Linked DNA regions of Homo sapiens: regions 1, 3 and 4 are each linked to region 2. A link is a contact called in ENCODE Hi-C or POLR2A ChIA-PET data. All regions are on one chromosome and are shown on one strand. Each heading gives the region's core, a stretch centred on a gene start or an enhancer-like site at or near the end of the contact. The rest is flanking DNA. Distances are from core to core; before and after follow the strand shown.

Region 1 (3,060 bases), core at 229-2,728, 290 kb before region 2:
CACTTCCACACCCACCCTCTGATAGCCTATTGCCCTTTTGCAATACTTCTTCCCATTCAAGGTTGAACTAGGATTCATTTCAATTTAGCTTTAAAAATATAAATACATGCCCACAGTGTGGGGGAGAAAGCACACACAGATACCCATAGGCTCCACCCTCCACCCACGGGAGAAGGCGCTGTGGCTATTTGGGGTCACAGTATCCTGTTACCTTTATTGAACATTCACTTTTTATCAAAGGTCTGAGGTACACTGTCTCATTTATTCTACACAACCTTAGTTAGAGACTCATAGGCTTGGGGCTTGAACATCTTGTCCAAGATCACACACCTAGAGAGTACTGAACCAGGACTGGAGCTAAAAGAGGTCTGATTCAAACACTGGGCTTCATCAGCTCCCTGTGCTACCTGCCCGGAAGTGGCTTCATTACTCTCAAAGAATTCGGCTTCCCAGCCCTTCCGCAAGCACTGCTACCAGGCTCTTCATCCTGCCATTCAATAGACACATCTGAAGTTTGACTTCCCGCCTCTTGGCTCCCACACCCCCAGGAGGCAGCTGTCAGAGTCCTTCAGTGGCTAAAGGAACGTAGCCTGGGCCTCCCAGGCATCACACACGCACCAGGAAATCATAAATTGAAAGGTAACGCTCTTCGGTTCTCGTCCTTACCTTAGCAGAGGTGTTGGAACAAGGCTGACATTTACAATGCACAGGAGCTTGGCTACTTCAGCAATTGCATGGCCACTGGTGTTCTGGAAGAATCCATTTAAATGCTAGACACATTTTCTCTTGGCACTTGAAACTAGGTTCCAGACGGGGGAAGTGGTTGAATACTAATTACTTGTAGCAAGGCCATTGGAAGAGCATCTTTCACTTTCTTTCCCAATTTCAATAATCTGTTCCTGAATGCTTCTTATCCAAACCCACGTTTCAGAAAACAAGTTTAAGAACTGGGAAAATCTACAGTTAGGATGAAATGAATAAAAATGTCTTTCCTTCATTTATTTGGCAAATATTTAGTGGGTGCTTACTATCCCAGGCAGGGGGCTAGATCTTGGGAAGAGAGTGCTGAGTCAAAACTGGCCCAGTTCCTACTCTCAAGGTGCTTAAGTCTAGTGAGAGAACGGGCATGAAGCAAATAATGACACCAATAAAGGTGAAACTGCAACTCTGGGTGTCCTACAAAGGAGGCATGTGGTCCGATGAGCGCATGTCATAGGGCCTAATCTAGCCCGGAGGGTGGGAAGACTCCTTGATGCCATGACACCATCTGATGCATTAGAAACCACCTGGTAAAGAGGGAACCGGACCCTTACTATCCAGAGGAAACAGCAAGCACAAAGGTGTTACATGGGAGGGAGTGTGCAAAAACAAGAGTTCAAGAAAGCCTCTGTGGCCGAGGAGTGTAGGCTGAGCTGAGGCTAGAGAGACAGGCAAGAACCAGATGCCCCAGGACACGGTGAGCTGTGGTTAGGACGTGTGTCATTAAACGCAAGAGCAACAGGAAACCATTGAAGGGCTTTTAAACCTTGCATGACACAATCAGTTACCTCAAAAATATTCCTCTAGTTTCTTGGTAGAAGAATGAGTAATATTAGGTAACTTATACTTCTCATATGAAATGGGAAAAAGAAGGCATCATTATCTCCGTGAGAGATTTGTGGAGAGGGAAAGCAACTGGTTCCGGGTCGTAGCTCACCAGAAAGTAGAGCACAGAATTCTTGTCCCATGTTCCTGAGTCTTAAACACCCATATTCTTTTGTTGTTGTCGTTGTTGTTGTTTTGTTTTGTTTGTTTGTTTTTGAGACGGAGTTTTTGCTCTTGTTGCCCAGGCTGGAGTACAATGGCGCGATCTCGGCTCACTGCAACCTCCGCCTCCCGGGTTCAAGCAATTCTCCTGCCTCAGCCTCCCAAGTGGCTGGGACTACACGTGCACACCACCACACCCAGCTAATTTTTGTATTTTTAGTAGAGAGGGGGGTCTCACCATGTTGGCCAGGCTGGTCTCAAACTCCTGATCTCAGGTGAGCCACCTGCCTCAGCCTCCCAAAGTGCTGCGATTACAAGCGTGAGCCACCACACCTGGCACCATTTTCAAAATAAATAGATAAAACTGTGTCAGATAGAGTCACATCATATGGCCCTCTTCATTTATGCATTCTGACATGCTGACTTCTGAAGTTGTCCAGGTACAAAATAACTCAGTCAGTGACCAGAAATATGAGCCATTTAATGTCTACCCCTGGGAAGAGTTAAGTCTTACTGCCTCCTCTCTCCACACACTAAACCAATTTCTCTTCCCATTTCTCCACCCTAAGTCACTTCCACTTTCCTAACTGCAACGTCTTACCTATGGCAAAGCCTATATTCACTGCATTTTCCCCATGGCCTCATCACACAGATAACAGACCCCGGAATCTGGAAAAGGGAAAAAAATATATGTATGTGTTGCTCCTTAAGACAAGACCAAATCATCCTATCCAGGTGCAGTGGTGCATACCTGTAGTCCCAGCTGCTCAGGAAGCTGAGACAAGAGGATTTATTGGGCCCAGGAGTTCAAGACCAGCCTGGGCAACCATCTCTGAAAATAAATAAGTACATAAATCATCCTAGATCACTGAGTCTATAATTCAGTCTTAAATTTGTTTAGGAAAAGTTATTTATGTTCTTGGTATCTCAGTATCTTTATCTAACAGCTGAAAAAAAAAAAACGTAAAAATAATCTGCTTGGGCATATAGGGAAGTAAAAATATACTGAAGAATCGCCATTCAGGGAAGATGAAGACCCAGGGAGGGGAGCCCATGTTGACAACTACTGTTTTAAAAAGCAATTGTCATTTCTACATACTAGCAGTAAATAATTAAAAAATGAATTTTTAAAAATCTTTAACTTTTTTTTTTTTTTTTTTTTTTGAGACAGGATCTCACTCTTGTCTCCCAGGCTGGAGTGCAGTGGTACGATCTCAGCTTACTGCAGCCTCAACTTCCTGGGCTCAGGTGATCCTCCCACCTCAGCCTCCCAAATAGCTGGGACTACAGTCATGCACCACCATGCCCAGCTAG
Region 2 (3,229 bases), core at 665-3,164:
AGGTATATTGATACAAGACTTTTGGAAAGCAAGATAGAAATATTTGTTTAAAAGAGAAAAAGCCTTTAAAAATATTCCCTACCAGTTGACTCAATAGTTCCACTGTAGGAAATCTATTCTAAGCGATCTTAAATTCACAAGATTTTGTAGAAAGACATTTATGACAATGTTATCTTTAATATTAAAATAATAGAGGGGATGTTAAACTATGATAATTTGCAGCCATTAAAAACTTTTACAAAGAGTCTGTAATAATGGAGAAATCTCTACTTCATAAATGTCCATAGAATAAAAAATGCTCTATTGTATACATGCTATGCTTAGCCTGCATTCAATAAACCCTCAATATATTTGAGAATATTAAGGAATATTGTTAATTTTTAAATTTGATCTTATCATCTTGAGATTTATTATTAAGTATTGAGAGAAATTGAATAATGTGGGATTTCCCCAGTTGGAGTAAGGGTGGCTATTCCTGCTTAGAAAAAAAGAATGGACCTTGTGTGGTCACTGCCGGATGGTAGGTTCATTATTCTTTCTACTTTTTTTTTTTAAATTTAAGAGACAGGAACTGGCTGTGTTGCCCAGGCTGGAGTGCAGTGGTGCGATCTCAGCTCACTGCAACCTCAGCCTCCTGGGTTCAAGTGATTCTCCTGCCTCAGCCTCCTGAATAGCTGGGATTACAGGCGCCCGCCACCATGCCCAGCTAATTTTGGTATTTTTAGTAGAGATGGGGTTTCACCATGTTGGCCAGGCTAGTCTCGAATTCCTGACTTCAGGCGATCCACCTGCCTTGGCCTCCGAAAGTGCTTGGATTTCAGGAGTGGCCACCGCGCTCGGCCCTAAATTCTTTTATTTAACTTTTAAGTTCAGGGTTATAAGTGCAGGTTTGTTATAAAGGTAAACCTGTGTCTTGGGGGATTATTGTACAGATTATTTCGTTTTCAAAGAGAATTTGCAAGTATGTCACAAAAGCCTCATAAACACGTTGTGAGATTTTAAGAGGCAATGACCGAGGCTTGGAGATGTCTCGTCCTGTCCAATGTCACCGCTAGACCTGAGAATCTGCACTTGGGAGCTTACAGACCCGGTTCTCAGGCTTCACTTGAGACCCCAAGAAAGAAAAAAACCCACCAGCCAAAGAGGAGGATGGCAGCCTGGAAGAACCTAAGGAAGCGAGGCTCAGAGGTGAAGCACTGTGGCTCCTCTCCCCCTTCTCCCCCCTCCGCCCCCTCTCCTTCTAAGATGAGGCATTTTCTAGGGGAGCAAAGCTGCAGCAGGAATTCGGCGAAGTGGCGGAGCTGGGGCCCCAGCGGGCGCCGGGGGCCGCGGGAGCCAGCAGGTGGCGGGGGCTGCGCTCCGCCCGGGCCAGAGCGCACCAGGCAGGTGCCCGCGCCTCCGCACCGCGGCGACACCTCCGCGGGCACTCACCCAGGCCGGCCGCTCACAACCGAGCGCAGGGCCGCGGAGGGAGACCAGGAAAGCCGAAGGCGGAGCAGCTGGAGGCGACCAGCGCCGGGCGAGGTCAAGTGGATCCGAGCCGCAGAGAGGGCTGGAGAGAGTCTGCTCTCCGATGACTTTGCCCACTCTCTTCGCAGTGGGGACACCGGACCGAGTGCACACTGGAGGTCCCAGAGCACGACGAGCGCGGAGGACCGGGAGGCTCCCGGGCTTGCGTGGGTAAGGTCCTGGGTCCCCACCGGGCACGGCCCATGCGTCCCGGGGACAGGGGTGGCTGTGCGGTGCCGCGGCGGCCGGCGGGGCTCCTTCCCCAGCAGGGGTGGGGACGCTGAGTCACGGATCTGTCACCGCTTTGCACCTCTCCGAGCCCTCGGGGGCCAAAGCAAAAGCGAAAGCGAATGCGACTGGCGGGGCGGCAGGTCCCAGAGCAGCGCTCGCCACCTCCCCCCGGCCTGGGCAGCGCTCGCCCGGGGAGTCCAGCGGTGTCCTGTGGAGCTGCCGCCATGGCCCCGCGGCGGGCGCGCGGCTGCCGGACCCTCGGTCTCCCGGCGCTGCTACTGCTGCTGCTGCTCCGGCCGCCGGCGACGCGGGGTAGGGAGCTGGGAGCAGGGGCGCCCGGGCGGGACTTGGAAGGGGGCCGGGACGTGGAGCTGGAGGGAACCGGGCGCCCCATCTCCCCGGGCCGTGCGGGGGCGTCGGTGCCCTCGGGAGCGCGGTGCGCGCAGGCCCAGGCCGGGGAGGGGACGCGGCGCCGGGCAGGAGGGACACGTGCCGGGAGCCGGGGTCGCAGGGAGAGCGCCGCCGCTGCGCCCGGGTCACCCACGTAAGGGAGCGGGCGGCCTGGCTGGGGTCTCCGAGGCCGAGGTCAGGAGCAGTTCTGAGAAGCCCGTTTTGGCCACGGGAGCGCGGAGCCGGCGGCGTCCAGCAGTTTGGAGACACGGGCGAGTGCGCTTCTCCCAGGCGCCTGGACTGCAGGGCGGGTGTTGCATAGCACGCGGTCCTCGGAGGGGTCCGGGAGAAACTACTCCTCCCGACTCCCAGGCAAAAGTAAATTATGTCAGTGGGAGCTGGGAGGGTGGGGAGGAGCTGTGTCCCAGGGGGAAACGCGTCGGGCAAGTTGCACACCTGGGGACCTGGAAACAACTTCCAATTCTTAAGCGATCAGGAAACCAGCAGAGGCGGTCGGGACCGGATGGGGGTGGGGAGTGGGGGCCAGCCTGGAGTCTACACTCGCAGAAAAAGGGGGAAGAGATCTGTGATCGCTTGGTGTATTCGAGAAGAAAGCGGGTCGCGGAGCTCTGATCTCGGCAGGGAGGACGGAATGAGCGATTCCTAGGGGTTTTGTCCCGGCAGCCAGAGGAAGGAGGAAAACAGTAGCAGGGTCTAGCTCTATCCTTGTCAGCGCTTCTTTATCTTTTTATAGTCAGGGAGCTCTTGGAGGGTCTGATGAAAGCTATGAACCCCCGGCCCCCAGAAAAATGCATGAATGAACATAGTTACAAAATGTGCATATGATTTTGGGGTCAAAGCCCCACTGAAGGCCATCCATGGACTCTCTATAGGAATTAGTAACGCCATGATCTGTGTGTGTTTTTAAGCGAGACCCTGAATAATTTACATCCAGTCGGGCCAGTCTGCCCAGGCCCTGGCCAAAGCCATTCCACGCACAGTTGCTGCTGCCTGGTGTGGCCTGAACGCCCCCCCACCCTCTGCCACCCCCACCCCAGCTCTGCGAGGCTTCTTGAAGTTTCGTTTTCATGAGACTCTG
Region 3 (3,343 bases), core at 1-2,500, 310 kb after region 2:
CAGTGCAAATGGCTTGAAATTCCATTCCCAGGCCTGGGGCTCCACATTTCCAGGGGCTCTGCTTTCCAAAAGATATGGTTCAATGTCCCCTAGGTATAGTGCCTTCGGTCTGGACTGCAGATGGAGACCTGGGTCATCCCAGAAGCTTTGTAGTGTGAGAGATCAAACTGGCTGCTCTGCCAGGCCTCACCTATTTCCAGACTGGATGATTCCTGATACTTTTACTTTTGAGCCCAAACTAACTTCTGCATGGAGGTTCAGTACAGGTCAGGTGAGTGACGAATCTCCTGACAGGGCTACAGTGAACTTTCACAAGGTTAAACCTTCTAAACTTGGGAAGCTGCTTTGCAAAAATAAATAAATAAAATAAAAATCCCTTACTCAATTGTTGACTGGGTATTATTCCGGAAACAGGAAACAGGTTTTTCATTTCTGCCAGGTTGTGCCCCAGCTTCCATTTGCTAAGCAGCTTAGGGGAACATTGGATTAAAAACCACCCGTAAAGAAAAGGCATTAAGAAATTGATTTGAACGATTTGAAATTATTATCTTGAAAGATCAAAGAAACAGTGATTATGAACACCGGCTCTGGTGGGAAGCGGTTCTTGAAAGTTAAAGCATGGGGGAACTCGAGTACTCTGGAGCATCATCAGCATCTGTACAATGCAAGTGAACTCTGGAAGCTAGACGCATGCTTTGCACGTGGACACAGACACATGCTTGCACAGGACACATTTGCAATACATACATGTTTATACATGGACACATGTTTTGCACACGCTTGCACAGGACACGCTTGCACAGGACACATGCACAGGATGCATGTTTTGTACAGGACACATGTTTTGCACATGGAAACACATATCCATGCTTTGCAAAGGGACACAGGGAAGCATGCTTACAATGGATACAAGTTTACACACGGACGCATGTTTTGCACAGGACATATGCACAGGATGCATGTTTTGCACACGGACACACACGTTTACATAGGACAAGTGCACAGGACACGTTTTGCACCGGACGTATTCTGTGCACGGGACGCACGGTTTGCAGATGCAAGCACACACACTCCTCGGCGCGACGGGCGAAGCGGGGTGGGCAGCGACAGCGGAGTCCGGACCCAGGGACAGCGCCTCCGGGAACCTCGCCAAGGCGGCGGGAACTACAACTCCCGGCTCGGTCGCCTCGGGACGACGCGCGGCCCAGCGCAGACTGGCCCCGCCCAGCGGCCCCGCGCGGCCCGGCCCAGGTCCCGGCGCCCAGAGTCGCCGCGCGGCCGCCGGTGAGCCGCATGGAGCCCCGGGCGGCGGACGGCTGCTTCCTGGGCGACGTGGGTACGTGCGGGCGCCGCGGAGGTCAGAGCGAGGCAGCGGCGCCGGCTCCTGAGGCCGGCCGCGTATCCGATGGCCTGCGCCGGGGAGGTGGTGGCGCGCCCCGCGCTGGCTCCGTGGGCGGGGGCGTTTGGCGGGGTGGGCCGCGGTGAAAGCAGGGTCCCAGTGGTGCCGCGCATCCCAGACGGGCTCTCATGTCTGGTGCCTTGTCCCAGGCCAGCGCACTGCGGGGTTGCAGTCCGTGCGGCTCGCCAGGTGTGGGGTTTCGCAACCGCAAACCCACCGAGCGCCGCGCGCCCTGGGGAAGGTGCGGGACGCGTGCGGGGCCGTTGCCCAGTGGCGGGGGAGAGCCTGGGAAACGCCCACGGTGCTCCCTCTCGGGGAAGCCAGGCGCGAGCCCACGGTAAGAGCTAAACCCCCCTCCACTGGCGCGGGTGAGGCCGTGGCGCAGTGTCCGAGCATCCTGCAGAGGCGTCCGCGTGACCCCGACTCCGCTCCAGTGAAGGTGGCCTTGGGGCACCCCGGCACACTCCGAAAAGTGCCATCCCAGTTCGCAGCCTACTTTACCAAAATCCGAGCAGCCCAAGAATGAAATGGATTTGAGGGAAGGACACTCTTTGGGGAAGCAAATTTTTTTGCTGCCTATGAAGCAATAATATGGTCACTGAAATGAGCGACGGAAGCACTATGAAAGCCTAAAAAGAAAAAAAAAATCTAAAGCATATTCATCCTGGTAAAAACAGTAGTGCACCTAAGAGGGAAAAGTCTTAAGGGTAAATTTAGCTGAAGAGGAAGTTGCAGTCATAGCAAGGCAAAGATATTTTAATTGACTTTGCAAAATAACCACCTTTGACATGATCAAAGGTATCTAATAAGCATGTGTTTTTACTTGGCATTCCAGTCCAGGCAAGCACAAGACTTTGACCCTGACACTGTGATCTGCATTTGATTAGCTTAATTGAGTAAGCAGTGAATAGCTAACGGCAGAAGCTTATTTAAACACATATTTTAATATTTCTGTTCATGGCATCACTTCTGAGCATGTCTTCTGCATCGTTTGTTATGGAATGCATCTGTAGAAGAAAGGCACATTTTAAACTAATGAATCCGCAACTTTTGAGGTTCACTGGTATTTTTGACATTGTCATTTTTTATTTAATATATTTCTCCCCAAATAAGTTCTGCTGATGTTTTTTATTCCCAGTGTAATGAATAAGCTGAATGTGTTGGATCCAAAACAATACTGCCATTCCAGCAGCACCAGAGGCGAACCGTAGGAGCTTTAGACAATTTTAACATTCTGACCTCAAATTCTGGATGTGTGGTGTACCGCGACCAAAACATTTAGGTTTTGGGCTGTTGCGCAGTCTCTCATGCCTGTAATGCCAGCACTTTGGGAGGCCGAGGCAGGTGGATCACTTGAAGTCAGGAGTTCGAGACCAGCCTGGCCAACATGGCGAAACCCCGTCTCTACTAAAAATACAAAAATTAGCCGAGCATTGTGGCGGGTGCCTGTAGTTCCAGCTACTTGGGAGACTGAGGCAGAAGAATCACTCGAACCTGGAAGGCAGAGGTTGCAGTAAGCCGAGATTGGGCCATTGCACTCCAGCCTGGGTGACAAGAGCAAAACTCTGTCTCAAAATAAATAAATAAAAATACAAAAATTAGCCAAGCATAGTGGCGGGCACCTGTAATCTCAGCTACTGGGGAGGCTGAGGCAGGAGAATCACTTGAACCTGATAGGCAGAGGTTGTAGTGAGCTGAGATCATGCCATTGCACTCCAGCCTGGGCGACAGAGTGAGACTCCGTCTCAAAAATAAATAAAATAAATAAATAAAGAAATAAAGAAATTCTGCATTCCCTATGGACGTCCTTCTGTGGTAGATGAACCTCTAACCTACTGGCTGCTCCCCCACTCCCCCGTACGTTCCCCCCAGGGTCCTCCAGTAGAATTGTTTTTGTTTAAATCAGATTTCAGTGTTGACATTATTGTGACTGTGAATATTGCA
Region 4 (3,488 bases), core at 397-2,896, 500 kb before region 2:
CATGTTGGGAATGACCTTTCTTGGGAGGACAGTTACCTGTGTATGCTAGTGTAGACATCAGATAAGATAAATTAACTATGTACTTCTCCAGGGCATTGTTATTTTTTAAAGGAAGTTATTCATCTGCTCTCTGCCTCCAAAGAGCGCACCTGTTGAATACCAGATTATTCAGGAGATTCTGAGGACAGGTATTCACTTGTTATTAATTAGGGTCATTTGGATTAAATTGTTAAAGTTTTTAAAGTTCCTAGATGAGGGATATATCACCTATGGAAGGGTGAAAATATGATAAAGCCATTTAGGAAGCTACAAAATGTGAAAATTCCTGTGGACTTGGATTCCGAAGTTCAAGCCCAGCTCTGCCGTTTATCAACAGGGCTCTGAGGCACCCACTTTACCCCTGCCCAGGACAGAGAGTAAGAGTTACAGGCAGAGGGGCTGGGAGCTGTAAAACCAGGGGCCCTAATGGGACGGCACCGTCTGGGGACATAGATGTACAGGATAATTCATGAAATCTGAACCTGAATCTGAATGAGGCTCAAATCAAAAGAATCTTCACAATGAATTTTCTGTGTGCTAGATCAAAATGACTTTGTACATCATCCAGGCTCTGGCATAAATTACTGGCTCAGGGTCTAACGTAGATCAGCATTCTGAGAGGCTGCTGTCTTGGCAAGAGGAAAGAAGGGCTAGCTCTTCTTTCTTTTACTTTTTTTCTAACATTTCTTTGTTGTTAATATTTACATTTTCTGTCTTACAAAGTCTGCAGGGCTTGAAATTGCACGATCCCTTCTCAGTACCCCCTTCAGTGCGGATGCCAGCCAACTTTTGCACTACTAGATTTCCAACTTAGATTTTTAACAGTTTCCATTACTTACATTTTAAAAAGTAAAAAAATAGGAAAATCCACAATAAAATTTGTCTACAAGAAGAGTTGTCATAAATCTTTTAACTATCCACTTACAAGTAGATTTAAAACAATTAGAAAAAAATAATTAACCATAAAACTTTGAAACACAGGGAAAAATAAACACTGAAACAGTTTCCCTCTTTTTAGTTATGCTGCAGTAAAAGAAAGATTAATAACTCAAGTATCCAAAGTTTCTGTGTTCTATCTCTGATAAAACTGTGGAAAAATAAGAGGATTTATTTCTAAAATTTGTTTGGAAAGGAAAGATGCATCTAACACAGTAAGGATGCTATTTCTTTTTAATTTCAAGGAAATAATTTTCCCTTAAAAATTAAAAGTGAACTAAAGTCTACCTTCCTCTGTGTCTCCTTTGAATTCTGAAAGGCCGATCTGTATTCTGACATTTAAGTAGTGTTACTATTTCACACCTAAGTAGCTCTAGATCCTATAGGAACAGCTCTGTCTCTGGGTCGTTCCCTCAGGTTGGATTTGAGGGCAGGCCGCCGTGGTTTTGCAGGCCTCTGAAGAGAGGCCTCCCAGGGTGATGCCAAGAGGCAGAACGCTAGTGTTCCTGGATTCACATCACTGCCCTTGACTCCCACACTCCCAATATGCACCAGTTGAACATTCTTGGTCAATATCACTTTGAAATTTTTCTTTTATGAAAAAGAAAACTGAGTTTCACTTTCTATTCATAGAACACACAAAGCTCTACTTCCGGTTATGGCTTCAGGGCATGAGTGTGTGAGTTACTTTGAACAAGTCACCTAACATTTCTTTGTGACACTGGTTCTCCTTTTTTGCTTCCTAAGGATAACGTGAAAAATAATAATAATAACAATAATAGCACTTGCAGAGAAGTTTGGATCTTTTTTGGAGAAAGTACCATACTAACTACAAGATATTATTATCATTTAAAATTAAAAAGAAAAACTCCTTGAACTTGATACTTTTTAAAAAGTATGTCATCCTGGTATTTCCATAGTTTTAAGGCAAAATCCATCTAAGAAAGTTTTTAATTTCAAGCATTTTATTCAGAAACTGCTTCATCTGAAGCTCTCAAAAATGCTGCAATCCATGAACCTTTCAGTTGAGCTAGGAGCCCTGGAAATTACCACAATTGTAGCAAAGAAAAGAAAACCCACGGAAACCACATCCTTCCAAAGACGTGTCCCTGCACTAAGACAAGAATTAACTTTTCATGCTGCCCCCATCTGTAGTGACAGATAAGCCTCTTTTCTTTAACGTCCTCTGGCGGCGTTCTGATCCTGAGAACGCTTACACGTTGTTATTTCAGAAACTGGGGATCACTCAGACATTCTGCAGGTTCCCCTGCTATGTAACCAAACTGTGATTTGGCAAATGTTAGATTTTATAGCAAATTTACAAAAATGAGTCGATTTACAGCTGTCAACCTGAAATAATCAAAAAGGCCAGAATCTAATTTAAAGAGCATTTATTCAAACTCAAAGTTTGAGGATGGCCCACCTGGAAACACCCCAAAAGAATGAAGTCAGAGTTGTAAAGGAGGGAACTTTAGGGTTTCCATAGGGAGAGACAGAGGCATTTTTAGCAGGATTACATTTTTTCATACAAGGCTGGTGCATAGTTCCAGGAACTTGGTTACAGGCAGTGTTTCTTTTTGGGAAAGGGACATTTAACATCTTTTACAGAGTGTGCTATAGTCATGGGTTTTCTGTCATCTGGTCTAAGGAAAATAGGACAAAAAAAGGAAAAGGTAATCTTTAACAAGATTCATTAATTAAAAAGGCAGGAGGCGGCCAGGCACGGTGGCTCACACCTGTAATCCCAGCACTTTGGAGGCTGAAGCGGGTGGATCACCTTGGGGTCAGGAGTTTGAGACCAGCCTGGCCAACATGGCGAAACTCTGTCTCCACTAAAAATACAAAAATTAGCCAGGCGGGGTGGTGGGCACCTATAATCCCAGCTACTCAGGAGGCTGAGGCAGGATAATCACTTGAACCCATGGGGCGGAGGTTGCAGTGAGCTGAGACCACACCACTGCACTCCAGCATGGGCGAAACAGTGAAACTCCGTCTCAAAAAGAAAAAAAGAATAAAAGAAGTCAGGAAGTGTTTGTCCCTGACAATTGTTTAATTCTCTCTAGTCATTGTACAGAACAAGAGAAAAAAGGAAGCAAGTTAATCTATAATCTGAGAAACAGAAGTTGTAACCATATGTGACTCAGATCACAGTCGCATCTCTCTCAAGGCGTAAAACGCATTTTAGGAATTCTAACACCTTTTAAATGTTATTTATTTTCACACAGTAATTTATGGGAAATTAATGTTGCACTCACAATGTTTCCTTACAGTTTTCTCGTCCAAATACACAGGAAATAACGGGCAATGAGTGAATACATATTCAGGAATTCTTGGACTAAAAGAACAAGACACTCACTCAGTGCATCTGAAATGCCGCATCTTTCCTACATGCCTGCTTTTTTTTTGTTTGTTTTTTTCTGAGATGGAGTCTCGCTCTGTCGCCCAGCCTGGAGTGCAGTGGTGCGATCTCGGCTCACTGCAAGCTCTGCCTCCCGGGTTCACGCCATTCTCCT

The links. A loop is a pair of places that touch in the nucleus more often than their neighbours do. ChIA-PET counts read pairs that join two places held with the same protein, here RNA polymerase II (POLR2A). Pooled maps may share reads with other maps.
Region 1: a loop to region 2 is called in a pooled map, with 4 times the contacts of the local background. The contact joins the enhancer-like site here to the promoter of IL15RA in region 2. A Hi-C loop is called at or near these places in 1 of 37 single-sample maps with no recorded cell type and 5 of 50 pooled maps. POLR2A ChIA-PET finds 5 or more read pairs at or near these places in 3 of 52 experiments (Caco-2, activated CD4-positive, alpha-beta T cell and activated CD8-positive, alpha-beta memory T cell).
Region 3: a loop to region 2 is called in a pooled map, with 2.5 times the contacts of the local background. The contact joins the promoter of ASB13 here to the promoter of IL15RA in region 2. A Hi-C loop is called at or near these places in 1 of 50 pooled maps. POLR2A ChIA-PET finds 5 or more read pairs at or near these places in 2 of 52 experiments (BJ and HEK293T).
Region 4: a loop to region 2 is called in a pooled map, with 6 times the contacts of the local background. The contact joins the enhancer-like site here to the promoter of IL15RA in region 2. A Hi-C loop is called at or near these places in 2 of 37 single-sample maps with no recorded cell type and 4 of 50 pooled maps.

What each region holds. Positions count from the first base shown.
Region 1 is chr10:6,268,874-6,271,933 of GRCh38, reverse strand. It overlaps a transcript of PFKFB3 not described here. Among named protein-coding and RNA genes, the nearest start is that of LINC02649, 56 kb to the left of the region's middle. RefSeq lists an enhancer at 1,223-1,272 and a silencer at 1,402-1,602. Within about 2 kb of position 1,478, at least 8 of the 41 ENCODE cell types and tissues checked have a DNase peak (open chromatin) inside an H3K27ac peak, as active enhancers do.
Region 2 is chr10:5,976,228-5,979,456 of GRCh38, reverse strand. IL15RA (interleukin 15 receptor subunit alpha) reads left to right here and starts at 1,914. Exons shown (of 7, transcript NM_002189.4): 1 at 1,914-2,052. The coding sequence starts at 1,965. RefSeq lists silencers at 1,151-1,820, 1,911-2,290 and an enhancer at 3,181-3,229.
Region 3 is chr10:5,664,502-5,667,844 of GRCh38, reverse strand. It overlaps ASB13 (ankyrin repeat and SOCS box containing 13), which reads left to right and starts at 1,250. Exons shown (of 6, transcript NM_024701.4): 1 at 1,250-1,336. The coding sequence starts at 1,294. RefSeq lists silencers at 1,247-1,316, 1,617-1,666.
Region 4 is chr10:6,472,214-6,475,701 of GRCh38, reverse strand. The region is part of intron 12 of PRKCQ (protein kinase C theta); the gene reads left to right. Among named protein-coding and RNA genes, the nearest start is that of PRKCQ, 110 kb to the left of the region's middle. RefSeq lists an enhancer at 1,523-1,702. Within about 2 kb of position 1,646, at least 7 of the 41 ENCODE cell types and tissues checked have a DNase peak (open chromatin) inside an H3K27ac peak, as active enhancers do.